Linked DNA regions of Homo sapiens: region 2 is linked to region 1. Evidence: read pairs that join two places in POLR2A ChIA-PET (ENCODE). Cell type or tissue: Caco-2. All regions are shown on one strand. Links, peaks and the distances in the headings refer to the core of each region. The heading gives the core; the rest is flanking DNA. Region 1 overlaps SDK2 (sidekick cell adhesion molecule 2). Region 2 overlaps SDK2 (sidekick cell adhesion molecule 2).

The links. ChIA-PET counts read pairs that join two places held together with the same protein. Peaks named below come from ENCODE experiments on the same cell type or tissue, not always from the same donor. Only the 100,000 strongest peaks of a DNase experiment are listed, where the experiment ranks them.
Region 2: POLR2A ChIA-PET joins it to region 1 with 15 read pairs; 2 of 35 experiments call an interaction of 5 or more read pairs at or near these places.

Annotation. Positions count from the first base shown.
Region 1 is chr17:73,395,912-73,411,548 of GRCh38, forward strand. SDK2 (sidekick cell adhesion molecule 2) reads right to left here. Exons shown (of 45, transcript NM_001144952.2): 19 at 6,035-6,230; 20 at 5,743-5,841; 21 at 5,109-5,300; 22 at 3,257-3,378; 23 at 2,409-2,518; 24 at 2,124-2,274. Among named protein-coding and RNA genes, the nearest start is that of CDC42EP4, 92 kb to the left of the region's middle. RefSeq lists enhancers at 4,775-5,279, 5,280-5,783. In Caco-2, for the core only: no CTCF peak of the experiment used is centred there; a DNase peak (open chromatin) is centred at 6,179.
Region 2 is chr17:73,497,030-73,512,666 of GRCh38, forward strand. It overlaps SDK2 (sidekick cell adhesion molecule 2), which reads right to left. Exons shown (of 45, transcript NM_001144952.2): 2 at 10,409-10,568. Among named protein-coding and RNA genes, the nearest start is that of SDK2-AS1, 8.8 kb to the right of the region's middle. RefSeq lists enhancers at 8,702-9,639, 10,577-11,514, 13,865-14,734. In Caco-2, for the core only: no CTCF peak of the experiment used is centred there; no DNase peak of the experiment used is centred there.

The DNA of each region.
Region 1 (15,637 bases), core at 2,547-10,546:
TTTTTCTTTTCTTTTTTTTTTTTAAGACAGGGTCTGGCTCTGTCTCTCAGGCTGCAGTGCCATGGTGCTGTCTCAGCTCACTGCAACCTCTACCTCCTGGGCTCAAGCAATCTCTTGCTGGGACTATAGGCGTGTGCCACTATGCCTGCTAAGTTTTGTAGAGACGAGGTTTCGCCATGTTGATCTCAAACTCCTCAGCTCAAGTCATCTGCTCGCCTCGGCCTCCCAAAGTGCTGGGATTACAAGCCACCACGCCCAACCAGCCTCCTCCTTCTTGTTTGAGTCTCACAGAAAAGAAAAGTCAGATTTCTTTGGGGCCTTAGGACTAGGCTGATGGGGCTGTGGTCACCAGCTTAAGGTTGTGTGGATGACCATGGGCAGTGCTGGTGAGAGTGGAGGTGTGCACACAGGGAGGGGAGCCCAGGGCCTGGCCTCCACTACTCTGAAGGGCACAGAGCTGGGGTGGGGGCATCTCCAGCCCTCACCTCCCCCAGTTCTGCTTCCCCAGGGGCTCTGGAGGGCCCTTGGTCCACAGGCTCACCCTAGGCTGACCCACTTTACCCCACTCCTCACCTTCGGCCCCAACCTCCCCTGCTCACTACACGCTTCCTCCCTCCTGCAGACACTTAGTGAAGCCGACCAAAGACCATTAAGATAGCAATCGATGGTCCTGAGAGCCGGAGATGGGGCTTAAGTGCAAGTTCCTTTACCTGCTGAGGAAAGGTAATGGACCACGCACCATTAAGCGTGGGCCTGAGAAGTGTCTAGGGCCCTGTGCCACATGGCAGCTGCCTTTCTATTCCCCCATGCAGTCCCTGCCCTCCGCATCAGGCTCTAACCTTTTAGTAGCTGCAAACCTTAAAGTGAGATTCAGGAAGGAAGCAGGGAGCCAGCCTGGGGTGGGGATGCCTGGGAGCAAAGAGGCAGGAGGTGGGTATAGTCACACTGTGCACGGGGCACTGAGGTGGGCCGAGACAGCTCTGCAGCTCTGCTCAGGCACCAGCCACTCTGGGAAGGGAACTGCAATCAATAACTCATATTTATCGAGGACTGACGGCGCCAAGCGCTTTCATGGCCGCTAGCATCAAGCTGTCCGCGCACAGGAACGGCAATAATGACTTCACAGTGTGGTGTGTTTGCAAGTTGTGTTTTGCACAATGAGTGAGATCTTACGTGGAAACAAAGGGTTTGTGTGGTCAGATGGGCCTGGGGAAGCAGGGTCAAGAGGGCTCCTGCTATGCTAGTGTTCCTGGATTCTCTATGGAGCTGTGGTATGTGGTGCTGTTCCCACATTTATTTGTCTAAGAATTCTTGTTTGCTCCACACGCCTCCTGGGATTGCTGCTCTGTGGGACACGTGCTGGGAAACGATGTTCCAGAGGGCCTGGTGGGGAGAAGTGGCCTGTTCTCCAGAGGATGAGACGGCAGTGTGCCCGATGGTTAGGGCTGTGGACTTGCGGGTAAAGATTCCCCGGGTTGGGACCTCAGCCCTGCTGTTCATGAAAGCACGTGGGAGGATACGGGAGAACTTGGGCGAGTGATCTGACCTCTCTTCTGCCCCGGTTTCCTCATCTGCAAAAGGGGGACCAGGATCACTCTGCTGTCACAGGCTTGTTGTCAGAACAGCGCCTGGTAGGAGAGGAAGCCTCGGTGTGTTACTGTCACTACCTCGTGCAGGATGGCCCACGGTCAGGACCCTCAACACACAGCCCGGATCTGGGGACACTCTCTGAATGCCACAGTGGCACTTGAACCCCAGACCCGCCGCTTGGGAGCTGTGTGGCTGTGGGCAAGTTCTTAACCTCTCTGAGCCTCAGTTTTCTTAGCTGTAAATTGGGATGATCATGTATCCTTTGTAAGATTATTGGGAGAATCAAATGGGATGAAAATTTAAAATGCTTGCCACTTGGCGATGCTCAGTAAACAGTATTTTTGAGCTCCTTCCTCTCATCGGCGGGCGGGGGGGCATTTGTTCGTTGGGCTAAGATGTTGATTATCAGGCATCTCATCAGAAAACAGAAAGAGAGGAGAAAGGAGCTGTAGGAATTCTGATGTGCACCTTCTAGGAGGCAATGACCAGAAGCTCATGGAGAGGTCCCACCCCTGCCCTCGAGGGAGCCTTACCATCCAGCGCAGCCACAGGCTGGTCTCACTGGCTGTGCGCAGAGACACATTGGCTGGGGCCATGTCAGGGGGTGCCTGCAGGGTCTGGATCTTTCTAGAAGGCTGACTGGGGGGGCTGGTGCCCACGATGTTCACCTGGCGCATGCGGAAGCTGGGGTTGGGGAGAGATGAGCAAGATGGTAAGGGCAGCTCACCCAACTCTCAACCCTGTCCTGGTCTGGGCCATAGCCCCCACCCACCCCCAGCCCTGAGGCTGCTGCCTTCTCCCCGGGCCAGTCTCATTACCTGTAGCAGGTGAAGGGGTTGAGGTCGGGCACCTCCATGGAGCGGGCATCGGGCTCATTGGAGAGCTGGTGGATCAGCAACCACTCCTCTCCCTCCCCAACCACGCCTACCTGGAAAAGGGCAGGATCTTAGGCCTGTCCAGCCTACAGGGCCCACACGGGGTGCTCCGAGCCCCAGTACAAGCCCTGCCAGGGAAGAAGTTGGTTCAGAACCCAGGGCTCATCTGGAGGGCACCATATGGGGCTACCATCTTTCCAGGCCCCTAAACATGACTGCAAGTGTGACTCAACCCTCCTGCCTTAGAATCTCTCAGGATGCTTGTGATCAATATATTCCTGGATTCTGGAGTCAGAATGAGTTTAAATCTAACTCCACTACTTACAGAATCCCTCGAGTGCTGCCCAGGAATCTGTGCTTTTAACAAGCAGCCCAGGTGATTCTCTTGAACACCCCGGGTACTTCCAGAGACCCAGGCTGCCCCTCAAATCAGCTAAATCAGAATCAGAGTTTCTGGGGTAGGGGCACAGGTGTTGGCGCTTCTGAACGCTCCCCTGATGATTCCAGGGTACAGCCAAGGCGGATATTTTTATATTCCAGCAACTGGGTATTTTTCTAGGCACCCCCCGACCCAGGAGGGGACTGTAGTGTGTGTGTGTTTTTCCATGTACACAGGTGAGGGGCAGGGGGAGTTGGAGACAACATTGGCAAGTGTGAGCATTTGGAGTATAATGGGCCATTGAGAGCTGCACATGAAAATTCACACAGGCCGAAATACACATAAGATTTTGCACTCAAGGGCACGGGGTGCCCTGGCGGGGGCTGCTGGTCAGGCCCCAGGCCTGCCCTACCTGGGCTTCCACCAGCCAGCGGGAGATGGAGGTTTTCCCATCGTAGCCTGGCCTGAACTGCAAGGTCACAGAGCGGGGGCCGATGTTGGAAATGCCCAGGTTGGTGGGGGGCCCTGGGAGTTCTGGAAAAGGAGAACAGGGTGGGGAAGGAGATCCGGTGAGAATGGCCCCCCATGTTGAACGGGACTGTTGGGCATGGAGGGGGCTGTGTGTCACGCTTTTCCTGGAAATGTCTGAGGAGAAGCACAGCCACGGCCCCACTCCACCCACAGTCTTTGTTCCTGTGTCTTACGGAGAACCATGTTCATGCCAGGAGGCTGAGACAGAGTTGGGGGTCAAAGGGGATCTCCTAGGGCTGAGAGGAGGCTCTCAGGGCCAGGAAACAGGGGCCGGGATGCCGCCTTCTTCCTGGCAGTTCTGGATGTGAGTGAGGTAATCATAAGGCAGCTAAAAGCTGCATTAAAACCAAGCTGTGCTGAGAAAGAAACCAAACGGGACCGATCCTCCCTTCCATCCGCCCAGACCCCTGCACACCTCCTACGCCTAATTACAGCTCAGGAAGGTGAGAGGATGGGTGGGGACAGGGGGAAGCTTATTTTCTGGCCAGGAATCCTGGGGCTCTTGGAGCTCAGGAACAACAGAAAGAACACAGATTCTGGAGTCAGAATGAGTTTAAATCTAACTCCACTACTTACAGGCTGTGTGTCTTTGCACAAGTTATCCAACTCTCTGTGCCTCCATGTCCTCCTTGGTAATGAAGAGGATAATAGCAACACCTCCCTCAGGGTTGTTGTGAGGATTAAATGAGTCAACGTGAGCAAAGCTCCCAGCACCATGCCCCGTGAACACTACATACCTATTTGCCAGCATGGCTGTAATTATCACTGGGCTTTGGCTGAGACTCAGGCAGCCCAGCCATCTACGCAGCAGGTGGAGGGATGCTGGCAGGTCAAACAAGCACTGCCTGACTGATCTGGATGGGACCACATGGTTATCTGGTCCAACTTCCCATATATACAGATGGGGAAACTGAGGCACAGAGGGGACACAGAACTTGCTCAAGGTTGTAGGGCTTGGCAGAAGCAGAGCTGAGAGTGGACCTCGGCTTGCTCTCTGTGCCAGGCCTAGGAGTAGCCCCACCGTGCTCTGCCACCTCCCAACCAACCCTTCCACACGCTGGAATCCAAGGTGGACCCTCTGGGCGACAGTGGGAAATTTTCCCCTGAATCACAGATACCATTGCCTGGTGTGGAATCTGGTGAGAAATGGGTGAAGGGAGGGACTGGTGGGGAAATGAGACAAGGCAGGGGGCCTCTGCTTTTCTGAGAGCTGTGGGAGGATGCAGCAGGGAGCCAGGGGAGCCCCTGTCCAGAGACCTGGGATCCCAGGGATTCCGCCTGCTCTGAGGGGACCCAGACCCACACAGCACAAGGGAAGGGGAGAGCCTGTGGGAAGAACGCTGGTATTCCTGAAAGACAAGGGGCCTCTTTTTATTTTTTTTTTTGAGACGCGATGTGGCCCTGTCACCCAGACTGGAGTGCAGTGGTGTGATCTCGGCTCGCTGCAACCTCTACCTCCTGGGTTCAAGCGATCTTCCATCCTCAGCCTCCCAACTAACTGGGATCACAAGCATGCACCACCACAGCTGGCTAATTTTTGTATTTTTAGTAGGGTTTTACCACGTTGGCCAGGCTGGTCTCGAACTCCTGACCTCAAGTGATACGCCTGCCTCAGCCTCCCAAGGTGCTGGGACTACAGGCATGAGCCACCACGCCCAGCCGACAAGGGGCCTCTTGAATGGGACGCTGCTCAGGAGAACTCAAAGAGTCCTGCCTTGAGAGTGGGCACTTACCTGGGGGCACCCCAGAGGAGATGGTGGAGGCGGACACTTGGCCCTGGCCCTTTGAGGTCATGGCGGCCACCTCGATGGTGTAGGTGGTGAGCGCGGTGAGGCCCGTGACACGGTACTCCAGGGTCACGTTGGGCAGGTAGTGGGTCACACGGGTGTTGGTTCGATTGTACTCCTCCCAGGAGATCCGGTACCCTGGGGAGAGCCGCCGTGTTGGCATGAGCTTGGCTGTGATCACAAGTTGGCCTGACCCACTACTCCACTTCTCACTTCTCCACTAGGCTGGCAATTAGATCCACGCTGGGAGCAATGGGGCCAAGGGAGGTGGGAGCTGTTGGCATCATGCCCTGGGTCTCAGGTGTCGCCTCAGTGGGATGCCAGCACTTTAGGGAATTGCAGGGGACATAGTGAGTCATCATGGCAGCCACTGAGATCTGTGGCAGAAGGTGTGGGGCTGCAGACTCTGGGATGTGTTATGAAGTGGAGGTGCCAAGAGCCTCCTGTGAGTGGTTTCTAAGAAAGCATGGGTTGGCTTCAAGAGTTTGGGTGAAAAGTAGCTCAAAGGCAGGGGATGGACCAGCTCTGACCTTTCCCAGCCCTGTCCTGCCCTCTGGTTCAGAAACACTGCAGTGCCTACCTGTGAGGATGCCATTTTTCTCTCCCGGCTCTTGCCAGCTGACCTTCAGCGATGTGTCCAGGATCTCACTGAAGCTCAGGTGTCCCACGGGCCCAGGCACTGCACCCCAAAAGGAACCCCCACCCCCCAAGGCCAGTTAGAGCCAGAGAGAGACCACCATCTGTGAGATAGCCTGTGGTAATCTGGGGGTATCTCAGCCTGGGAGACAAGCCTGGGCCACCCTTCTGCCTGGGGCGCCCAGCCTGGCCTTGGGCGGGGGGGGGCAGAAAGAGCAGGGCTGGGGGGTGCCTACCATCCTCATGGGTGCGCACCAGCTGCGGGGTGCTGCGTGGCCCGTCCCCGGGGGTGGTGAAACACAGCACTGAGGTGAAGTACTCGGTGAACTTCTTCAGGCCAGACACGAAGCCCACGTGGATGCTGTCTTGAAAGTTAGGCCGGGCGGTCACCATGGTAACCTCCTCTTCCTGTTCCGGCTCCCAGGCGATCAGCTGCGGAGAGGCGAGCAAGTCACACAGGGCAGCAGGAAGGTTCCAGAGGAGGCCAAGCCCTCTCCCACAGGCTGGGCCAATCAACAGATGGTGTCCGGGGACCGGAGTCCCTGTGGTGCCTCCTCCGAGGGAAGGGACAGGCAGTGCAGGGAACCTGCGGGGTACTGGGGTTCACTTTGGGGCGCTTCTCCACTTCTTGAGCCACTGACTTTATGCAAAGCACCGTGCTGGGTGCTTCCCAGGAATCGCCTCGTACTCAATTCTCACAGAGACCCAGGAGGGAGGCATTTCACCAGGAACAGCTGCATAATTTGCAGGCTCAGTGCAAAATGAAAAATTTAGCCCTTGTTCAAAAACGACTAAGAATTTTAAGATGATAGCATCAGAGCATTTAACTAAGTGTGGGGTCCTTCCAAACGTGGGGCCCTGGACGACTGCACAGGTGGCACACCCATGAAGCCGGCCCTGTATTCCTTTTTTGAGATGGGGTCTCACTATGCTGTCCAGGCTGGAGTACAGCGGCATGATCACAGCTCACTGCAGCCTCAACCTCCTGGGCTAAAGCAGTCCTCCCACCTCAGCCTCCCAAAGTGCTGGGATTATAGGTGTAAGCCACTATGCTCGGCCCAGCCCTGTATTTTATTTTATTATTTATTTATTTATTTTTATTTTTTGAGACAGAGTCTTACTTTGTCGCCCAGGCTGCAGTACAGTGGCAAGATCTAGGCTCACTGCAACCTCTGCCTCCCGGGTTCAAGTGATTCTCCTGTCTCAGCCTCCAGAGTAGATGGGATTACAGACATGCACCACCATGCCCGGCTAATTTTTGTATTTTTAGTAGAGATGGGGGTTTCACCATGTTGGCCAGGCTGGTCTCGAACTCCTGATCTCAAGTGATCCGCCCGCCTCGGCCTCCCAAAGTGCTGGGATTACAGGCATGAGCCGCTGTGCCCAGCCCAACCCTGTATTTTACAGATGAGGAAACTGAGGCTCAAAGAGGCTCACACAGGTAGGGGGAAGCTGGTTCTGGGATTCCAAGCCCTGAGCTCCTACATCTTGCCCCATGTGAGCTGGGGCAGCTTCGTCTTTGGAGCTCTCCAAGGGTTACTTCCTACAGAGCTGGGAACTTCAGTTTGTGGGTAACTATTATCCTCTTACACTCCTTCTAAGTTGGGATTTCCATCTTAAATATCAAGTAGAGGCGGGGCATCGGCAAGAAAGTCCCATCTGGAAATCCCTCAAGTTCTTGCTCATCTCCCCTCTGCAGATCACACCTGGCCCCCGCCCCCTCCCGCCTGTCTCGCCTCCTGCTCTCACCTCACGCTCCTGTTTCTAGGCCCTTCATCTGTCTCCAATAATGACAGCTGGTTTCAGAGATTTCCTCATTTATTTGAAGTTGATTAAATAGCAATTAATGGTGAAAAGCAACACTTGATGAGTTTTAATAAGCACGGGTATTTATAGATATAAAACAATACCACGCCAATGTCTCCCGGTTAACTCATGCCTATAACAATGCTTAATCTTCTCCTTTTCATGGCTGTGTATTTATAAAGGATGTTTTGAAATTTAATTGGTATTGTGAAAAGATAGCCTATAGCAAGTTAATTAGACACTAATTAGACCCTCAAAATACTAAACAGAAATACTAAGTGGCATTTAATAAGTGTGTTAAATATCCTCCGTATTTCGATTATCTTGTTTCATAGCAATTATGTTGCCGAACTTCTTTGGAGTAGATTAAGAAACAAGTTTAATGTTTTAATTTAATTTAATTAATGTACATTCAAATTAATTATGCTGTTAGAATTAATTGTGTGGTGTGTTCCCCAGCAAGTATAAAATCTGGGTAAATATTATCTTCCTGGGCTTAGGCCAATTATAAGCTCTACCATTTTTTTTAAATAAAGGAAAAAGGGTGTCTTTACATGTGCCTTAAAACAATATCACTGGGCCTTACCCACAAAAATGACCCAGAGGAAGTGCACAGGGTAATGGCAGTGTGGTTTGTGGAGTCACGCTCTTGACTTCATTATCCTACAGCTTGACGCCTGGATCCAAGATGGCAGCAGGGTCATGGGTTCCTGTGGCTGTTTCAAAATATTTACTCTGGGATGTGAGCCACTTGTCCTTCTCCAGTTGCACGTGGAGAGGAGGAGGCTTGGGGATAGGAGGCCTCCCTGCCTCAGGTCCAGGGAGAGAGACAGTAAAATTGCCTTTTGTGTCCTTCATTGCCCTAAAGGGATTGGGCTCTGGGCAGCCGTGGGATGGAACTTCAGTGCTCAGCTCAACACACAACAGGGCTTCCACCTGTTGAACTCTTACCGTGTGCCTGGCCTTATTTAATCATCACGATGAGGAGCAGATGGAAATCATTGTCCTATGCTATTACAGAAAAGGAAACTGAGGTTCAGGAAGGTTAAGGAGCTTGCACATGGACCTACTAAGAGCTGGCTCAGTTTGTGGACCCTGAGACCTTTCATGATGACCTCTGTCTCTCAAAGGTACACAGAGCTGCTGAGATGAGTGTTCTTTAGGACATCTCTGTGCCTTCTCCTTGTTAGTCAGTTTCAGTGTTGATTTACCATACTAGGTCCTTAGTCTCAGGTTCTAAGTAGACGGGGCTCCCCTGAGAAGGCTCGGGTGTGTTCTGGGGAACGAGCATTAGACCTGAGTTCCTGGGATATGAAATTCCCCCTTAGAGAGCAGAGGCCCAGGGAGGCAAGCCTTGTAACTGAGCAGCAGTGCTGCTGATGGAGGGTGTTGGGGGAGGGCAGCCTTGCAGCTGGCACACTTGAACCTGAACCCAGCTCTGTCACTTACTGTGGGACTCACGGAAAGTCACTTGACCACTCTGAGCCTCAGGCTATTCTAGGGGATAGAAACAGCTGCCTTGCTGGGTTTCAGGGAGGAGCAGGTGAAATGTCTCCTGTCCCTGGTGGAGGCAGTACTCTACAGGGTTGAAGGTGTAGGATGATGTATATGGCATCTAGCTACTAAAGTTAGAAAATAAAAGTTAGGCTGGGCATGGTGGCTTACGCCTGTAATCCCAGCAATTGGGGAGGCCAATGTGGGTGAATCACGAGGTCAGGAGTTCGAGACCAGCTTGGCTAACATGTGAAACCCCGTCTCTACTAAAAATACAAAAATTAGCCGCACATGGTGGCTGGCGCCTGTAATCCCAGCTACTCTGGAGGCCGAGGCAGGAGAATTGCTTGAAACTGGAAGGCAGAGGTTGCAGCGAGCCAAGATTGCGACACTGCACTCCAGCCTGGGCAAAAGAACAAAACTCCTTCTCAAAAAAAAAAAAAAACAAACAAAAAACCATATATATATATATATATATATATATATATATATATATATATATATATATAAAGATCGAGAATGTGGAAAGTACATTGTCACTTATCTGAGAAGGAGAGCATACACATTTATGTATGCATGTACAGCAAATCATTGGTATTCATGTGGGATTGGTTCCAGGACCGCCCGCAGATACCAAAAGCCACAGCTGCTCAAGTACCTGATATAAAAAGGTGTAGTATTTGCATGTAACCTACACACCTCCTCTTATATATCTTTTTTTTTTTTTTGAGACAGAGTCTCGCTCTGTCGCCCAGGCTGGAGTGCAGTGGCGCGATCTCCGCTCACTGCAAGCTCCGCCTCTCGGGTTCACGCCATTCTCCTGCCTCAGCCTCCCGAGTTGCTGGGACTACAGGCGCCTGCCACCACGCCCGGCTAATTTTTTTTTTGCATTTTTAGTAGAAACGGGGTTTCACTGTGTTAGCCAGGATGGTCTCGATTTCCTGACCTCGTGATCCGCCTGCCTTGGCCTCCCAAAGTGCTGGGATTACAGGCATGAGCCACCGTGCCCGGCCCCTCCTCTTATATATCTTAAATCACCTTTAGATTATTGTAATACATAACACAATATAAATGCTATGTAAATAGTTGTTATACTGTATTGTTTGGGGGAATAATGACAAAAAACTCTGTGCATGTTTAATATAGATGCATTTTTGTCTGAATATTTTCAGAACCTTATGAGATTGGCTGAATCCACAGATGTGGAATCCATGGCTAAGAAGGGCCTACTACACTCTTTTTTTTTTTTTTTGAGATGGAGTCTCGCTCTGTTGCCTAGGCTAGGGTGCAGTGGCGAGATCTCCGCTCACTGCAATCTCTGCCTCCCCAGTTCAAACGATTCTCTTGCCTCAGCCTCCTGAATAGCTGGGATTATAGGCACCTGCCATCACGCCCAGCTAATTTTTTTTTTTGTATTTTTAATGGAGATGGGATTTCACTATGTTGGCCATGGTGGTCTTGAACTCCTGATCTCAAATGATCTGCCCGCCTCGGCCTTCCAAAGTGTTGGAATTACAGGCGTGAGCCACCGCGCCTGGCCTGTACTTGTTTATATTAAAAAAATGGAAGAAAAAACCAAACCAAGAAAACAGAAAGCAATCAGACCTATAGGGGAGTGAGAGGACAAGGATTGAAGCTGATTTTCTCTGAATTTGCTTTGTGGATTTGACTTTATTATGTAAATATTCAACGTAATTATAGAATAAAATTAAATTAAAAAATCAATCCCTAAAAATCAAAACCACAATGAAGCAAATGAACTAATAGAGTATTGAGCTGTGGTAAAATTACAGAGAGAAATGACTTCAAAAGACTTAGCAATGCAGTGCGAAGTCCATCCCTAGAGGGATATACCTCAGGAACAAGAAGAATGGCAATAATTGGAAACTACGTTCAGTAATCATAGTGTGGATATGACTATTCTGAAACTGTTGTGTGTGTTTGTGGGAATAACGTAGGTGGGTAAAATGCTGGTATTGTAGGAACTGGATTTTCAGTATGGACAAAAGACCAATGAGATTATTAAAGAGTCTGTCATCATGAAATGGAATTGAAAGTGTGAGTATCTATAGTATCTTAAAAAATATTGTTTAGCTAGCCATTAACAGGGCCTAGAAACAACAACCATTTCTGGAATAAATGCAATGCAAGTGCTAAAACTGTGGTATCTAACTATCATTTCTCACTGAAAGCAACAAGAGCCCCTTAAAGAAATGGCCGATGCCTGGCACAGTGAGGGGAATGTATATATAATAGTCTGGAACATCTTGTCATACCAAATTGCAAGGAAGCTATCAGAGACTACTGGGGCCACGTCAAGAGGGCTCACCATCAAGTCGAAGAGGCCAATGATGGGTCCATTTGTACCACTGAACTGGCAGCACCCAGTACCATTTAAGAAGCATAATAATGGTAATGGATTGAAACATGTCAGATTTGTAAAACAAAAAACAAAACAAAAAAAATCCTTGGTTATCTAATAATACTACCAAACCCAAAACAAAACAGAAAGACGTCCCCCTCCAACCCAAGCTCATCTGTTACCTGATAAGACAATAAGGAATCAATTTAGTCTTTATTTTTTCTGTTTTTTAGAAATAGAGATAGCGGGGGCGGGGGAGTCTCACTATATTGCCTAGGCTGGTCTTGAACTCCTGGCCTCAAGCAAGCCTCTGCCTCATCCTCCCAAAGTGTTGGGATTACAGGTGTGATACACCATGCCCGGCCAGAACCAATTCATTATACGAAAAATTTGGTAAGTAAGGAAAAATAATTAAATGCTTACCCTGCTTTTCCTAGATAAACTGAAACTTCAGGTAACCAAAAAGTTGATAAAGGGAAAATTCTTGTTTTTGAAAGCATTTCAGCTACTAAGTCAAGAAGAAATGATAATATTTGCCTATCCCCATATTATAACCCTTATTGAAATGATAGCTCATAGATGACTGTCAGTGGTTGACTTCACAGTAAGAGAGACAGCCGGACTTTGTGCTTTCTGATCAAAATACATAACACCATCTAGGAAGTAAAATATTTCCTTTTTTTTTTTTTTTTTCTTTTGAGACAGAGTCTGGCTCTGTCGCCTAGACTGGAGTACAATGGTGTGATCTCTGCTCACTGCAACCCCTGCCTCAAGAATTCAAGCAATTCTTCTGCCTCAGCCTCCCGAGTAGCTGAGATTAGAGGCATGTACCACTACACCTGGCTAATTTTTTTTTTTTTTTTTGAGATGGAGTCTCGCTCTGTCACCCAGGCTGGAGTGCAGTGGTGCGATCTCAGCTCACGGCAACCTCTGCCTCCCGGGTTCACGCCTTTCTCCTGCCTCAGCCTCCCGAGTAGCTGGGACTACAGGTGCCTGCCACTGCGCCTGGCTATTTTTTTTTTTTTAATATTTTTAGTAGAGACGGGGTTTCACCGTGTTAGCCAGGATGGTCTCGATCTCCTGACCTCGTGATCCACCTGCCTTGGCCTCCCAAAGTGTTGGGATTACAGGCGTGAGCCATCACACCCCGAAGTAAAATATTTCAAATAACAAAAAATCAAACCTGAATCAGATTAGCCTCTAGCTTTAAGTTACAATTCATTGTAACTATATTGTTTGGAGGAATGCATTGAATGACCCCACAGGGATGCAATCAGCGAAATCCAGACTGTGGAAAATTCTGTTGGACAAATGACTAAGTTTCTTCCCAAATAAATTACAAGAAAGAGAAAGGGAGAGAGAAAGAGAGAGAGAGAAAGAATCTATAGATCGACTGAGACCTAAAAAAAACCCCTCAACTGACTGCAATTGTGTGAACTTCATTTAGATCCTGAAGCAAATAAAACCACGAGTAACAGATTATGCGGCAATCAAGAGAATTTGAAGGCTGACTGGATATCTGATGATATTACAGGGCCTGCTGATATTTTTAGCTATCATAATGATAATGCAGTTACTGTGGTTTTATTTTAAATAGAGATCTCATCTATACTGTTTCTTTCCAGAAACATTCATGGATGAACTGATACAATGCCTGGAATTTGCTTCAAAATGTTCCAAGGGAAAGGCAGAGGGTTGGGGCAGAGATGGAACATACCTGGCTGGGAGTTGGGCATTGTTAAAGCTGGGAATGGGGATACAGGTGTTCACTGCAGTCTTTCCTCTACTTGGGTGGATGTTTGAAAATTTTCACAATTAAAAGGGGGCAGCCGGGTGTGGTGGCTCACGCCTATAATGCCAGCACTTTGGGAGGCCAAGGTGGGTGGATCATTTGAGGTCAGGAGTTTGAGGCCAGCCTGGTCAATGTGGTGAAACCCCATGTCTACTAAAAATACAAAAATGAGCCGGGCATGGTGGCATATGCCTGTAGTTCCAGCTACTCGGGAGGCTGAGGTAGGAGAATCACTTGAGCCCAGGAGGCGGAGGTTGCAGTGAGCCGAGATCCAACCTGGGTGACCGAGCAAGACTCTGTCTTAAAAAAAAAAAATTAGCTGAGCATGGTGGCACATGCCCCTGTAATCCCAGCTACTTGGGAGGCTGAGGCACAAGAATCGCTTGAACCCGGGAGGCAGAGGTTGCGGTGAGCTGAGATTGCGCCATTGCATTCTAGCCCGGGCAATAAGAGCAAAACTCCATCTCAAAAAAAAGGAAGAAAAAAAAAACACAAAAGGGGAAAAATGCTCATTCTTATTGGAGGTATACAAGGGACAAACACTGCTTTTTTCTCCTTGTGATATGCTGAAGGCTAAAGAAGCAGAGGAAAAAAATCTCTGCTGCTTTTATTCATTGGTATTGAAAATGTTATCTACAATTAAAAATAATACATTCTCTCTCTCTCTCTGTGTCTGTCTGTCTGTCTCTGTCTCTCTCTTTCTTTTTTTGACACAGGGTCTCACTCTGTCACTCGGGCTGGAGTGCAGTGACGTGATTTCAGCTCACTGTAGCCTTGAATCGTGGTCTCAAACAATCCTCCCTGTCTTAGCCTCCTGAGTAGCTGTGATCACAGGCACTCAACACCACACCTGACTAACTTTTTTGTGTGTGTAAAGATGGAGTCTTGCCATATTGCCCAGGCTGGTCTCAAACTCCTGGGCTCAAGAGATCCCCCTGTCTTGGCCTCCCAAAGTGTTGCGATTCCAGGCGTGAGCCACGGTGCCCAGCCTGACATTTCTTTTTAATGTAAGGAAAAGTGAAGGCTCTGGTTTGAATCTGAGCTTTGCATGACCTTGACACTGTGTTTGACCTTGAACAAGTAACTTCCCTCTGGTGCCTCAGTTTCTTTCTCTGTAAAATGGTGTGATGGTAATATTCCTTTTTGTTTTTGTTTGTTTGTTTGTTTTGAGACAGAGTCTAGCTCTGTCTCCCTGACTGGAGCGAAGTGGCGTGATCTCAGCTCACTGCAATGTCCGCCTCCTGGGTTCAAGCGATTCTCCTGCCTCGGCCTCCTATGTCTGTAGCTGGGATTAGAGATGTGTGTCACCACACCTGGCTAATTTTTGTATTTTCAGTAGAGACAAGGTTTCACCATATTGGCCAGGCTGTTTTCAAACTCTCGACCTCAAGTGATCTCCTGCCTCGACCTCCCAAAGTGCTAGGATTCCAGGCATGAGCCACCACCCCCGGCCGATAATGCTGCTTCTTAGAGTCCCTGTGCTGCTTGCATGAAAGATAAATGTGAGCGAAGCATTTAGTGTACTGCCTGGCCCAGAGAAAGGGCCCTGTAAGTGTGAGGTCTCCTTACTCCTCCACCAGTTTCTGTGCTCAAAACGTCTGGGCAATTCACTCCTGCTGACCTTTATCGAGTAGCTACTGGGGGCTGGGCACTGACTGGACCTGGGAATTCAGTGGCCTCTGCCACCTCCTCTTGCTCTGGGTCACCATGGGCCACTGCCCTAATTGTCCTGGCCATGGGCTGGCCTTCCTGGCCCTCGGGGGAGCTGTTTGCCTTAAAAGTTTGTAGCTCAGCCCTCCCATATGTAGAATAAAACTTGTGCTTAGAATTGGTAGCAAGAAGCTAATTGTTCCCAGTTCAGCTCCTCTGCTCTTCAGCAATGCCGGCCTCCCCTTCCTTCCTCTGCCTCCCCCCAGGGTCCCAATTAGGAGAGTTTTCCGGCAGCGAGTGCTCCAAGAATTCAGCTGCTGCTCCCTGCCCTGCAAAGCTCTGCTCGACCTTGGGTTCACTGCCTTCCTGGGATTGAGAGGGCCAAGGCCGGAGTGAAGCTGGGTCATTTCCAGTTCTGGACCATCCCTCCTTTGTTTGCTTGCAACACTAGCAGAAACTCCTCTTCATTATTTCATCCCAGTCCCTTCTTGTCCAGCCTCCCCCACTTTGGAGGAAGAACCGCTAAGGCAGCGAGTCCTAGAATTAATCTTAGTTGTGGCAAGCACAGTGCAGAGGGGTGCAGGAACCTTCGGGATGTGTCAGTGGTCACCTCGAGGTCATGCGTTCCCTGGACTGAAGCTCAGGGCCTGCAGTGCTCTCCGCTTCACAGCTGGCCTCCCCTCAAATGCTCTGCCTCCCCTCCCACATCTGGAGGGAGTGGACGGCATCCTTCCG
Region 2 (15,637 bases), core at 3,514-11,513, 100 kb after region 1:
GGCCTTACAGGCACGAGCCACCACACCTGGCTAACTTTTGTATTTTTAGTAGAGACGGGGGTTTCACCATATTGGCCAGGCTGGTCTCAAGCTCCTGACGTCAGGTGATCCACCCACCTTGGCCTCCCAAAGTGCTGGGATTATAGGCGTGAGCCACTGCGCCCAGCCTGAGCTCATGATTTTGGAATCCAGCAGCGGTTGACACAGTTGGTCCTTCCTAAACCAAGAACACACCCTCTTTCCTCCCAAGACACTGCAATCTCCAGGCTTCCCCTCTCCCATCCAGCCTCTAGGTTTTGTTCTGCCAGGCTGGTTTCCAACTCCCTTATATATGGCCTGGTGGGACCACAGAGCCCTTTCCTCTGATGCTATGTTCATTCTCTCATCCTGCCATGTCAACACCAGTGAGTCCTAAATTAATATCTTCAGACTTTTCTTCTAGTTGCCTGTTGGACATCCCGATCCAGCATCCAAAACTGAGTACAGTGTCTTCCCAGAAAGCTCCTTCTCCGCCTGGGATTCCTTCCTCAACCACCTCAATGCCCATCTTCCTCCCTCTCCTGCATGGCCAGCAGAGCCTCACGTCCCACCAGTTATCCCTCCTCAATGCATCTCAGACCCATCCGCTCCCACCAAGATGGCCCAGCCGCCCCTCGCAGCACAATGGACCCACACCTCCTCTCTGCTCTCTTCCACCCGCTTCTCACCCAGCTTCCTGAGCAAAGATTTGAAACATGAGCATCTGATCATGTCCATTCCCTGGGAAAAACCATTCGAGGGCTCCACATAGCTTTTGGCAGAAAATGCAAGTCCCTAAGAGAGCTAAACGCCCCTACTTGATCTCGCCCCAGTGTCCTCCTTGGCCACGTGGACCTTCTTTCAGATCCTCCAGACACAAGGTCCTTGGATGGAGCCGCAGGGACCATTCCTTTGGCATCCCCCTGCCCTGGCTACCTCCACTCATTCTCTGGGTCCCAACTTCCCCAGTGGAATCTGTTTGACCTTACTTTCCCTTGAAAGCACGCATCAAAACTGGATCCACCCACACTTGCACTATTATTTAGTTCTGCTTCTACACATGGGGGCCAGGATCTTCCTGTCTTATTTAGGACCATATCACCAGCAGCCGGTATCTGGTCACAACCGGCACCCATTGTAGTAACCCAGGGATGCTGGCGTCTCCTGACACGAGCACCTCCTTCTCTCACGGTTTGTCCACACTACTCAAGTTCTGTGTCTCCCAGGTGCTGCTCCAAACTCCTCCAGCTCCTGTTCGCCTCTTTCTGCCTCTTCCTGAAACTCCCACGCTCACTTGGCCTCAGTCCCCTGCTGTTGCTCCTCAGCCATGGTACTTAGAGTCCTGTGAGCACCTCTAGCTCCAGTGAGAACAAACATTTCCAAAGGTGGCAGGGCAGGCGGGGCTGGCACTGCCTTTCCGATTGTCCTCCTTGCCTAGCTCTGTGCCGGGCAGGCAGAAGGCCCCCAGTCCTTGCCTGATGAATGAACAAATGCTGGCATCTCCTGCTGTTCCTTCACCAGGCTTGGAAGCAGAAGGCCTGGCACTTGTCTTAACTTTATGATTTCAGATCTTGGACAAGAAATGAAACCTGAGCCTTTGTGTTCCTCATGTATCAAGACGCCTCTCCTTATAGGAGTTGCTGATGTTAAGGGATTCAGAAGAACCGAAGTAAAAGTCGCAGTGTGGGGCCTGGCATGAGGTAGGTGATCGTTTGGAGTGTTTGTTAATAAGAGTTAAGGTACTATTTCTCCTTCTGCAGTGGCTTAGAAAGTGCCACTGCCCGGGGGAAGGACAAGCTCAGCCAGGCAGCACAGAGCAGGGGAGGGACGCAGGCTTGGGGTCCTGAAGATCCTGGGTGAAACCTGACTCCGTGTACTGGCTGTGTGACCTTGGGTAGGTTGCCGAACCTCTCTGAGCTGTGAATTCTAGTTAGGAAGCAGAGATAATAATTGCACTAGTCTTCCAGAACTGCTGCCCGTAAGAGCTTGGCTCGGTTCCTGGCACTTACCCTGTGCCATGCCTGTGCTCCCGTGCCCTCTGGGAAGGCCCACTGGCCTCTGCCTCCCCATCTCTGCTGCCTGCTCTCTCTTCTAAGGGGAGGCCAGAAAGAGGGCCAGAGAAGCCAGAGATAAAGCCGCTGGCCTGGGGAATTTCTCTTCATCTTCTTATCTGAGGAGTTTCAAAGGCTGCCAGTGGCTCCGCGTGCGTCCCCTGCTTTTGTGTCCCTTGCTGGGGCCGTCACATGTGCAGGGCTTCTCTGCCTCAGATATACTTTCTTCTCCCAGCTGCCAAGCCCATGCAGTTCACAGACACCACAGCTCTGCCACAAGGACCTCAGCATGGCATGGGGGCTGGGGACCCAGCCTGGGGCCGGCCAGATGCCCACCTGGCTCTCCTGGGCCTCCCCTGCACACATCTGCTCTTCTCCACATGGGCCAGGGGTGGGACTCGGCCTCAGCTGGTCTCACACCCTCACGCTTGCCTCTCGGAAGGGGGTCCTGCCTTCATGGCCCCCGGGGCAGAAGAATGACACACAGTGATGTGGGGCAGGGACAGAAGGAGCCCAATGGGAAACCATGTGTGCCTTTGCAGAGAGGGCAGCACACTCAGGTCCAACAGTGCTCCCAGATCTGCCGCTCACTCTCTGGATAATCCCAGGCAAGTTTCTGACCCTCTCTGAACTTCAGGTTCTTCATTTGCAGAATGAAGGTAATGAGATTCACCTGTTGTGAGATGACGGCAGTAAAGGACTTGGCACCCATGAGCCTCCATAAACATTAATCCGTGCATGCCCAATTATGCATGGGAATCTGTGTGTGTGTGTGTGTGTGTGTGTGTGTGTGTGTGTGTGTGTGTGTGTGTTTGAGTGATCGCCTTGCTCATCTTTTCTTTTTTCTTCTATTCGATTTTAAGTGTGAGAATAATTATGCCAGAAGGTGTTACCAAGGTGGGACAAAATCATCTGGTTGATGACGTTGCCAGGGCACAGACCCAAGGATGAGTGGCAGGGTCCATCCTTCATCCATCCTCCCTCCATTCTCCTCCATCCTCCGTCCATCCTCCCTCCATTCTCCTCCATCCTCCATCCATCCTCCCTCCACTCTCCTCCATTCTCTGTCCATCCTCCCTCCATTCTCCTCCATCCTCCATCCATCCTCCCTCCATCTCCTCCATCCTCCCTCCCTTCTCCACCATCCTCCGTCCATCCTCCTTCCATCTCCTCCATCCTTCTCCATCCTCCTTCCATCTCCTCCATCCTTCTCCATCCTCCTCCATCCTCCCTCCATCTCCTCCATCCTCCCTCCATTCTCCTCCATCCTTCTCCATCCTCCCTCCATTCTCCTCCATCCTTTGTCCATCCTCCTTCCATTATCCATCATCCTCCATCCATCCTCCCTCCATCTCCTCCATCCTCCATCCATCCTCCCTCCATTATCCTCCATCCTTTGTCCATCTTCCTTCTGTTCTCCTTCATCCTCCATCCATCCCCCCTCAGTTCTCCTTCATCCTTCTCCATCCTCCCTCTGTTCTCCTCCATCCTCTGTCCATCCTCCTTCTATCTCCTCCATCCTCTCTCCATCTTCCCTCTATTCTCCTCCATCCCTCCTCACTCCATCTCCTCCATCCATCCTCCCTCCATTCTCCTCCATCCTCCTTCCGTCTCCTCCATCCTCTGTCCATCCTCCCTCCATTCTCCTCCATCCTCCATCCATCCTTCCTCTAGCCTCTGTCCATCCTCCCTCCGTTCTCCTCCATCCTCTTTCCATCCTCCCTCAGTTCTCCATCCTCTGTCTATCCTCCCTCCATTCTCCTCCATCCTCCATCCATCCTCCCTCCATCTCCTCCATCCTCCATCCATCCTCCCTCTGTCCTCCTCCATCTCCATCCCCTGTCCTGTCATTTCTCCAGCCAGGGGGGTTGTCTCCAGCCATGCTGCCCTTGCTGATGAAGTGGATGTAAACTTAAGCTGAAAGGATTCAACCTGGGAGATGGCTCCTGGAGAAGAGGGAGCTGAGAGCGGTCAGATGAGAGAGGCTCCAGCACTAACACTAGAGGGCCTGACCTCTAGGGCTTTTATGTGAGTTGCACACACACCTTCCTGCTGTACTCAGACAGGCTCGTGACTAACTGTTAACCTGCACACAAGGCTGTGTGGGAATCATACACACACAAACACATACATGCATGTGCATGCACACACACACACACACATATTTTAGCAGACACATTAGACTCCATACATTAGACTCTGTATATCCAAATAAGTTTTGTGTTCTTCCTCCCCCCCACCACCTGTCCCCAGCACATGCCCCAGGAATCACTCTGGGAAGCTGCGTGCCTGTTCCAGGGGAGAGGCAGGCCGTGGGGCCAGTGTCCACACCTTGAGGAGGGTCTCCCATGCAGTATCCTCCTGCTCACATGAGAGAAAGGATCTCATTTCTTTAAAGTCAGATTTTGCTTTGTTTCCTTGCTGTGCTCCCAGCTCTTAGAGCCACCTCATTTCTCAAACTGGGAATTCAAGGCTGGTTTCGAAATGGATAATGATTTGTCACCAACAAAGGGTTCTCACAGCTCTTGCCTAAGAGGAGTTCTGCACAGGTGTACAGAGCCCCAGGTGGCCACTCAGAGGAGACAAGCTACCTACACACGTGATTTTCTAGGGGGTTTGTTATCAGATCTGTTCCAGGATCTTGTCGAGACAGACACCTTGAATAATCCTAACAGGTACCATTCATGTCACATCTTTTGCACCAGGGTGGGCTTGACCTGTAGAATCCCAGGTATTCCTTACAATAATTCTCTGATGCAGGCATTACTGCGCCTGATTCCAAGAAGTGAAAACAAATTCAGGGTGGCTAACCACTTCTGCCTAAGGTGACAGAGCTAGCAGGGACAGGGTCATATTCATGCAGGCCTGACTTCAACGTCTATGCTCTTTTCACTCTGACCCCAATGATGGATGTGGACCCACATATTTATGCCACAATCACACATACTCAGAAGGGTGCACAGGCTTGCCTTTGTGTAGTGCACATACACACACACACACACACACACACACACACACACACCAGACCCATTTGGCTACAGAACCCAAGAATAAAGACTTTCAGAGACTGGACATGAATATAAACTTTCCTCCCTTTGGAAACATAAATTTATGGCAGCACTTCTAATCTTATTTTCTCTCAACTTGCTGAGTAAATTTAGCCATTTTCCTGCCTGAAAATTGGATATTATCATCTTACTCAGAGCCTGGGGTTTGTAAAAGACAGGGAAGTCCTCAGTATCCAGCAGTGGTTGGAGAGCCGTGGGCTATGAAGCTGGACAGTCTCCTATGGAATGCACTTTTCAGTATGCATTTATTTAAAAGGTGAACCTGGAACATTTTTTGAGCCCAAAACAAGGAAATGTTCAGAATCTAATGGGGATATATTCAAAGGACCCATGCTCCAGCTTGAAGGAGCTCCACTGGCCAAATTTAGGTTAAGATGAGTATGGAAATGAACAATGTCATGCGTGGATTAAAGCACATTGAATAAAAACCATAATGCATGAGTTTATACTGATGCTAAATTACTTTAAAGGGGGTCAGAAAGGAAAGCTGTTTACAAAAGAATGCCACCTAAGTAAAAGGAATACAAGAAAATCTCCTTATCCCAACCACCATAGTAATAACTGATTCGGGTAAGACTCTTCAATGGATACTAAACCACTGGGTGGGAGAGTCGTGGGAAGGAGATTATTCACATAGTCCCAAGTTATCCCTCTATAGTCCACTCATCAATAACGAAGGGAAGAAGATACTTCAACCTTTTGACAATGGAGAAATCTGGTGGATATCACCTTGACCAGTTCATCAAACCTAACATCACCAATAACGGGGCAAATTGTCATCAGGCACCTTCCAGTGTGAAGCATCAAAGACACATACCTACAAATATGCTTCCCAAAAGGCTTAACATGAGTTTAATCATGAGGATATAACTGGACAAACCCACATTGAGGGAAATTCTGCAAAGCCGGCTGGACTCTCAGAAGTGCCAAAGCCATGAAAGGTAGGAAAGAAACAATAAGGAATAGTTCTAGATTTAAGGTGTATCAAGACTCATGGCAATTAAAGGTCACACGTGATCCCCGATTAGGTCCGGCGTTGAAGAAGAACAACAACCATGGCCATGAAGGACACTGGGATAAAGGTACGTCCATCCGAACAAATGGAGAAACTTGAATATAGGCTGCTTTTTAGATTGCAGTATTGTATCATTGTTAAATTTCCCAACTGTGAAAATTGTGTCGTGCATGGTTCTGCGGGTAAATGCCTTGCTCTTAGGAAATATTATTTATGAATGAAGTGACATGATGTCTACAGCAAATCCTTGAATAGTTCAGCAGAAAACGTGCATGTTTATACGTGTGTAGGGAGACAGTAAGAGAGCACAAATGAGCAAAATGTTAGCAATTGTGATGGTACATGTATGCAGGTGTTTACAGTACTAACGATTTTACTAAGATTTGAAAAAAATCAAAATTAAAAGAGAGAAGAAAGAAGCACCTGCTATGAGCCAGGGACACAGGTGGCTTCCATCTAACCACCACTCTTTTCCCTTCTTATGTTAACAACTTTCACCCTTCTTCCCTACCACGTGGCTGTAGTGTGAGGGCTGCCAATCCTGATGTCTCAAGCCCTGGAGTAGGCACATGATGCAGGCCTGGCCAATCAGGGTGCTCCATGCTGTTGCCCACCACGACTGGTCAGGGATGGTCTGAGCTGGGCCAATCAGAATCCTTCCCTGGGACTTTCTAAGTGAAACTTCCAGAAAAGTTCTTTCTACTCAGAAATCAGGCAGCTATAGCTTGTGAGCCCTGAACTTCTCAGTGTCACTCATGACTCATGAAGTATGAACCCAGAGGTGGGCACAGCTGAGCGACTTGGAGGAAAGAGGGCCTGGCAATATCAAGCTCTTGGTCTAAGTCCTGAGGTTCCAGGAACTGCCAAGGTTCTGGAAGCTCTGACTTCGGTTCTGTGGTGCACTTGTGGTCTCCTCTGTAAATAATGAGAAGGCAAAAAAGGTGTCAGGGGATATGTAAGGCCATACTTTCTGGACAGTCACAAAGGACAGAGGAGATGGAGCAGTGCGTGCGTGTGTGTGTGTGTGTGTGTGTGAGAGAGAGAGAGAGAGAGAAAGTGTGTGTGTGTGTGTGTGTGTGTGTGTGAAAGAGAGAGAGAGAGAGAGGGAAAGAAAGAGAGAGGGAAAGAGAGAGAGAGAGAGAAATTAAGAATACATGCATTATTGGCTAGGCGCGGTGGCTCACGCCTGTAATTCCAGCACTTTGGGAGGCTGAGATGGGCAGATCACGAGGTCAGCAGATCGAGACCATCCTGGCTAACACGGTGAAACCCCGTTTCTACTAAAAAAAAAATACGAAAAATTAGCTGGGCATGGTGTCGGGCGCCTGTAGTCCCAGCTACTTGGGAGGCTGAGGCAGGAGAATGGCGTGAACCGGGGAGGCAGAGCTTGCTGTGAGCCGAGATTGTGCCACTGCACTCCAGCCTGGGGGACAGAGCAAGACTCTGTCTCAAAAAAAAAAAAAAAAAAAAAAAAGAATACATGCATTATCAGGAAAGGTTTTCTAAAAGAGAAGGAATTTGAGCTGGGCCCTGCAGGAGAAAAAAAAGTTTTCAAAAGGGGAAATATTCCCGTGGAGGGGATAGGACAGTTTGGACAAAGTCCGAGAAGAGGGAATTTGCAGGGAACTGTCCTGAGACCCTTGATGGTCTAGCGGGGGTGGCAGGAGGTGAGACTATGCCAGCAGGAGCAGATCAGGAAGAGTTCTAAGGCCCTTCTAAGGAGTGCAGACCTTGCCTCAGGGGCACAGCAAGTTTTTAATTGAAGGAAAATCCTGATTGGACCTGCATTCAGGCACACCGTTGCCCCCAGGCCACCAGATCCAACACTCTTAGGGGCGAGGAGGTAAAGGAATGAGTTTCCCAAGTGCGCGCTCATCTATTTCCCTTGAATAACTTCCACCCAACATAGCTATAAAATGGAGTATCTGCATTCTCCCGATTGCTTTGTTTTCTAGAATTTGCAGAGCAGTTAGCCGAAAGATTGCTTAGGATACACATTAAGGAAGCAATTGCAGCAATCCTTCTTCAATGAGAGGCAGTGTGGTGGATGGTAACAAATTCCCACTCTGCTGTCAGACAACTTATTTTTGAAGCCCAACTCAACCATCTGACTTTAGGTGATGTCTTTAACTTCTCTGAGCTTCAGTGTGTTTATCTGTAAAATGGGGGGAAATAACTGAAACTACTCATAGGATTGTGGGCAGGATTAAATGAGATAATCGCAGAGGGACATCACAATGTCTGCCATATAAGAAATTCTTTTTCATTGTCTATGATTGCTATCATCATTGTTATTGTCATCATCATCATCATCATCCTCAATAGCTGGACCTCATCATCGTCAATAGCTGGACCTCATCATCGTCAATAGCTGGACCTCATCATCATCATCATCAATAGCTGGACCTCATCATCGTCAATAGCTGGACCTCATCATCATCAATAGCTGGACCTCATCATCATCATCATCAATAGCTGGACCTCATCATCGTCAATAGCTGGACCTCATCATCATCATCATCAATAGCTGGACCTCATCATCGTCAATAGCTGGACCTCATCAGCATCAATAGCTGGACCTCATCATCGTCAATAGCTGGACCTCATCATCATCAATAGCTGGACCTCATCATCATCATCATCACCACCAATAGCTGGACCCTGTCCACTCCCTGAATGCCTGCAGGGACAAGGGCTGACTGTTTTCAAAGGCAGGCCATTCCACATGGTCCTTCCACTGAGCTGGAACCTGCTTCTGTGTACCACCCGCCCTTGCATCCTAGCAGTGCCAGGGCCCCAGAAGAGCAGCTCTGAACCAGATAAGGAACCAACTCTCCTCCTCCCCTCCTCCTGGATCCTGCCTCCGGCTCCCAGCCGGAAGAAGTCAGGGGCAGGCTAGGCCCGGCACTACTTGCACGTGTGGTATGCCATCCCATGCTCTTGGTCACCCACTTGAGCGTGTCCAAAGTCTAAGATGATGCAGGGGCCCTTCACAGAGACGGTCACAACTTCCTGGGTGTGCCAGGTGGTGGCCAGGAGAGGCTCTGGCCCCCAACTGAAAACCACAGAAGGGGCTGCTCAGGGAGAGCTTTCTGATCTCCTTGTGGGCTTCCTGGAGAACCGGAGGCCCAGAGTGGCCAGCCCTGCAGGACCTCTTGCTTGCTCATCCAGCTCTCCCCTCTGCAGGAGGGGAGGGGGTGCCCTGTCCTGGGCTTTCTTTTGCCAATGTGGCCACACTACACCAGCCCATGCAGTCCAGGGTTAAGGCAGAAAGACTGGGGTGGGGAGTCACTCCAAACTCTGGCCTCCGCACTCCCTAAAGGAAAGGCTGGTTCTCCAGAAGGACAGATCAAGCAATGATACCCCCTCCTCTTATTTGCATACCTGTCCCTGGCAGCAGATTTGTGTCAACATCCCCAGGGCAAGACAATCTTGTTTCCCCAACAAAACCGATTATGCACATCAGGCCCTGGGATTAATCACCAGCCACAGGGTTGGAGCCAATAAAACAGGCGGAGGTGGGAGGATAAGAGCAGAAAGGAGGGAGTGCCTGCCCCAGTCTGTGGCTGCGAGGAAAGGCTGGAGGCCAGGGTGGCCTGGGTGAGGGGCTGCTTCCCTGCTGGCAGCAGATCCACCCTTGCTGAGACCCTATTCTCTTTCCCTGCTCTTCCTTCTCCCCACCTGGCAATGTCCCGGCAGGGAAAGGCCAGTCAGGCCCAAGAGCTCCATGGCACGGGCACAGATAGGAAGTGAAGATAAGCTCAAGAGGCCCTGAGAGGGCCATCTCTGTGTCCCACCTGAATTTCCCATAGATAGAAGATGTCCCCTCCTTCACTGATCCCAGGTTGCTGCAGAGCCCACCCCTCCATTGGACCCAGGCCCCACAACAAGAGTCCCCTGGAGATGGCAGTGTTCGAGAGAGTGAGCAGGGGGCCACAGTCACAGCCACAGCCACAGCTGCTGTTAGTGAGTCCCTGTGCCCAACACCACCTCTGCTCCTATGCACTGTGGTACAGACCATCCTGTCCAGGCAGCGCTGGCCCCTGGTCCACAACCCAGCCATCCTCTGCAGGGATCAGTAGGGTGGAGCCATCTCACCTTGGGGCAGGGCTGCCTTTGCCACTCACTTCCAGAACTCCAGGCTCTAGGAGCCCTGAGCCCCACACTGTCACACAAACCCCCTCCTCACCATGCCCTCTTCAAAGCAGGGCAGTGGTCCTGGCAGCCAGGAGGAAGGGCGGGGAGGGGCAGTTTACCTGTATTCCAGGGAGAACTTGGTCAGCTCCCTGTTGTTGTGGAGCCACTTGAACTCCAGTGGCCAGCTGCCCTCGGCCATGCATGTAAGCACCAGGCGGTTTCCTTCCAAGTGCACCTGTGTCCGCACAGGCTCTGTCTTGAAATACGGGGACACATCATCTGCAGAAACAGGGAGACAAAGCCACCAGTGATCACTTGCTCACCTATGTGACCTGGTGCGTTTAGTATCCTAAGGCCCTTAGGCAGATGGAGCAGGTGCAGCCAGGTAATTTGCCCAAGGTCCCGTGGCTGGGAGGGACTTGAACCTGGGTCAGTCTGACTCCAAGGCTTGGTCTTCAGCGGGAGTCACCGACATCTGCCAACCAGAGCCCTGCCTCCTTCCTCCCCAGACCACGCTGGGCTATTGCCCTGCTGCCAGCCCACACTCCAGCATCTTCTGTCACTTCCCTCTCAGCATACACATCCACTCCATCCACTCTGCTCATGGGTTCCCCCTCCAGGGCAGGAGGCAAGAGGGGCACTTTCTGTGGCCCAGCCAAAGGGAATATCAATGTCACAAGGAGAATAGGGAGGCAGATTGACAACTGTAGGGGGTAAAGGGTCTCCTGAGTCCTGCTCCCCAAGGCTGGGGGAAGCCCTCAAAGTGTCAATCACAGAGTCCATCCAGCAGGGCCCCATGGCCACCAGCTGCCTGTTTCTTCCATCCTGGGTCCTGGAGCCAGCCTGCCTCTACCTCCCCGTTCACTCTAGGCTGGCCGCCTGGTTGCCCAGATGATGGGTGAAGAGCAGAACAGCTGCTTCCCCCTCTCTGCAGTCACCCTTATCCTCTGAGCTGACTCAGCCTCGCAGACCTCCCTGCCCCGCCACGGTTCTCTCGACAGAGACCGTGAATTTCGCCCCAGACTTCACAAGACTGCTCAGCTGGCTGATCTGGATGGAAATGGGGCCTCTGCCCTTCTGGCCAGTGTGGGAGAGGGTGGACATGAGTGTACACAAGGGAACTGATGGAACAATGGGAGAGACGGAGGGAAGGGGAGGGGCTCTAATCCGTCAAGGAGATACCTGCCTTTTTGTGGATAGGGTGGGGCCGGGCGGCAGGAGCCAGCATCTGGTAACAATATCCACAAAGATGACAGCACCTGCTCTGTTCCGGGCTGTTCTAGGGGCTCTACCATATGCTCGTCTAATCTTCACAGCAACCTCATGACTAGACAGGATTACAATCTACATTTTGGAGAGGGGACACCAAGGCCTCGAGGGGTTAGAAACCTGCCCAAGGTCACACAACTGGGCGGGAGGTGCTCAGCCCCACAGACAGCTTCAGAGCTGGAGCACTTGAGCCCACACCTCCCTCCGTGAAGCCAAAACCCGGGTGGGAGGAGAGGACAGATATCAGGGAAGAACCTGCAGATGCCCAGAGCTTGTGCCAATGAGCCTTGCATTTGACAGATTCGAGGGAGTGGGTTCTAGAAAGCACCACTCAACAGCTCACCTAGTGAGCACCTACTATGTGCCACGGGCTTGAGGCAGCAGCCGGCGGGGAGGAGTCCAGGCTTGCCAGCCCAACTCCATGCACCTTCCAGTGACCACACTGTGCCCAGAGGGGTGGGATGTAATTAAAGCTGTGCAGGCTGCTGCTGTCAGGGTAGGCCCTGGGCACCCCGACCTTCAGGCCAGTGGTGGGGGGTCTGTCATCTACGGACTTGTCTACGTTCACTCCACCGCTTCCCAGCGGCGTGCGGTGGACAAGCGTTCCTTTATCTGAGTCTCTATTTCTCTATCAGTGGACACAGGAAAAGAAATAGCTACCTTCACGTCTAAGGATGGAAGGAAATAGTGATGGTGAAAATGCTGGCTCTGTGCCCGGCCCAGAGTACATGTTCTGCCAATGTTCATTTCCTTCCTGAACCCTAAAGTACGGTGTCCCCTCCAGGGAAGGGGCTCCACCACCCTCAGTGCTGGCTGATGCCCCAGGCCCATCTTGGTCAGACAGCTAACTTTACCCTGTGAGCCTGGAAGGTGGAAAACACCAGACAGCCTTCTTTTGGCTTAAGAAATGGAACAAACCAGGCTGGCCATGGTGGCTCATGCCTGTAAGCCCAGTGCTTTGGGAGGCCGAGGTGGGAGGATCGCTTGAGGCCAGGAGTTCAATACCAGATTGGGCGACATGGTGAGACCCCCTCTTCACCAAAAAAAAAAAAAAAAAAGAAGGAAAGTTGGGAGGCTGAGGCAGGTGGATTGCCTGAGATCAGGAGTAACACGGTGCCTGGGCAATATGGTGAAATCCCATCTCTACGAAAATACAAAAGAAATTAGCTGGGCATGGTGGCAGGCACCTGTTGTCCTAGCTACTTGGGAGGCTGAGGCAGGAGAATCGCTTAAACTCAGGAGGCGGAGGTTGCAGTGAGCCGAGATCGTGCCACTGCACTCCAGCCTGAGCAACAGAGCAAGACTCCATCTCTACAAAAAAAAAAAAAAAAAAAAGAAGGAAAGAAAGAAAAAGTAAAAGAGAAATGGAACAAACCAACCGAAGAAGAGGAAGGGGCTAGGGAGGGGGCAGTTTGCAGCTGGAAGGGAGTGGACCCAGGTGGTAGCTGGCTGTGGCTGGGTGCAGCGGGCCTTCTCCTGCACCCCAGGCTGGAGCATAAGGAAGGCCCAGAGCCCAGGACCCAGGTCTATCCTCTCACCATCAGATCTGCCCAGTACTGGACATCCTGGTCTTTGGTCAGGTTCAGCCCTTGTTTCCAGGCCTCACTGGGTTCAGGTAGAGATTCACAACTTAACAGAAGCCATCATATACATGTGGGGCCCAAGTCAGCTGGCCCTGCTGCACAGCACCCCCAAACCTTGCACCCCACAGGCCTGAGGGCTCAATCTTATTAATATATAACCTGCGGCAGGTTGGGAGGCTTTTCCTTGAACTCCCACCCTGGCTGCTACTAACCCTCACTGTGGGGACCACCAGAGGGGCAAACCTGAGGGTGGCCTCAGGGTGGCTCAGAGGGCAGCTGCTGCCCAGAGGCTGCCTTCGACTGCTCCCTCTACGTCTGTCTGACTGCTGATGTTTCATTTTGTTTTGGAGACAGGGTCTCGGTCGGTTGCCTAGGCTGCAGTGCAGTAGCATAATGTTGGCTCACCGCAGCCTCGACCTCTGGGGCGCAGGTGATCCCTCCACCTCAGCCTCCTGAGTAGCTGAGATCACAGGCGTGCACCACCAGCTAACTTTTGTATTTTTAGTAGAGATGGGGTTTCACCATGCTGGCCAGGCTGGTCTTGAACTCCTGACCTCAAATGATCTGCCTGCCTCAGCCTCCCAAACTGCTGGGATTAGACGCCTGAGCCACCATGCCCGGCTTGCTAATGTTTCAATCATGCATCTCTCCCTGCTCATTCATGCACATCTTTCCATTGCTCTTAACAAGCGTCAGGTGAACGCAGCGTCTTAAAAACAGTTGAGAAGATGCTTCTTTCTGAGTGTGGACTTGGAGGTGTGACTACCACTGCTGGTCCCTTCCAGGGGCACTTGTGCCTCCAGGGTCTTAGGCCACCTCTGGCCAGGTGCTAGGGAGGATGGAGAGGCTGATGGGCACCCATTTGCCAAGGAAAAGGACCCACTGCCCGCCGCCCGGCTGGCAGCAGCCAGCTCTGCTCTCAGCTTAACAAATGGGCACATTCTTACTTCAAAGGCGCATTCATATTCTCCAGCAGCTTTCAAGAGCCCTTTGAATCGCGCTTTTAAAAACCCTCTGTTCATTGCTGTCATCACTCGTTTGTTTTAAAACAATAACGATCCAGCCCCTGGGTGATTAAATCCCTTCCATGTGGGGCTGACTCAGAGCCAGAACAGTCAGAGGGGCTGGGCAGTGTGTGTATCTGCATGCACACATGTGCATATGTGTGAGCACACACACACGCGCGAGCACGCACACGCTCTGCGCCCAGACGCCCTCGCCTCTGTAAACCTGCTCACTGGGCAATTTCCTCCCAGGTCCGCGTTTGCCAGTTCATTCTTCAAGCCCTCCCGGGGGTGCCAGCCTGCAGCAGAATGACTTTTGCTTGGATGGGTTGACTCCAGAGGCTGCTGGAGATAATGACTCTGGGGAGGAGGAGAGGGAAGGGGAGGCCTTTCCCTGAGAGCCTGCTGGGTACCAGGCCCTGGGCTGGGGGCTCCACATCCCTCGCCTCCTGTGGTCCTCACAAGGTTCCTCTCCCCAAGCTCCTGCGGTGAAGTCACCCCCTCCCGAAAGTCAACCTGCCCCCTGGATACAGGGATCCTGGGAGGGACGCCCTACCTAGGACTCTGAGCAGTGACAGCTGATTTTCCTCCAGGACCTGCCTCGTCTGAAAGCAAGAGATGGCAGGGGGCTGGCAGGGTGTGTGCTGTAGGAAGAATGACAGACTGAGGGGAAGAAGATGCTGCTGGGATAACAGAACGTGTGGACGTGTCTATGTGTGCACGTGTTTATGTGTGCAGGTGTGTGTGTGTGCAGGTGTGTCTGCATGTATGTCCATGTGTGGACATTCACATATCTGTGAATGTCAATGTGTGTGTCAGTGCACATCTGTGTGTGCAAGCCTTTGTGTTCAAGTATGTGTGTCTGTGGTCTGTTTCTGTGTGCACATATCTGTGTGTATGTGTGTGTATTTATGTGCAGGGACAGATTTCTGTGTTGTGAATGCTCAGGAGGGTAGCACAAACCAGTGACCTTGAGAAAGTTACTTAACCTCTTTGTACCTCATTTTCCTTAGCTATAAATTGGAGATGTGTTTGCTTTGAAGATTAAATACATTAATAAATATATAGTGCTTAGAACAGAGCCTGGCACGTGCTAGGAGGGGTGGCTATTAACACTATTGATCTATATAAAGATGGACAGATCAGCCCAGAGAGAAGAGCTCATATCCTGTTGGCAGCTGCCAGTGGCTCCCCTCAGCCTTAGTACTAGGATGGTGCAGTAAACAACCTGTGCAACTGTACACAACAGCCCTGTTAGCCACCCTCTCTGTGGAAAAGGAGATAATTGAGAAGGAAGGAGAATTGTGGATAGAAAGAATCAACGTTATAAAGATGTCATTCTCTTAAACTTTTCTTCACCTCAAACACACACACATACACACACACACACACACACACATACACATACGAAGGAATTTTTTTAAGTAGGCAAAGTGATTCTACAGTTCACATCAAAACAACAACCATGAAAGAATAGCCAAACAAATTCTGA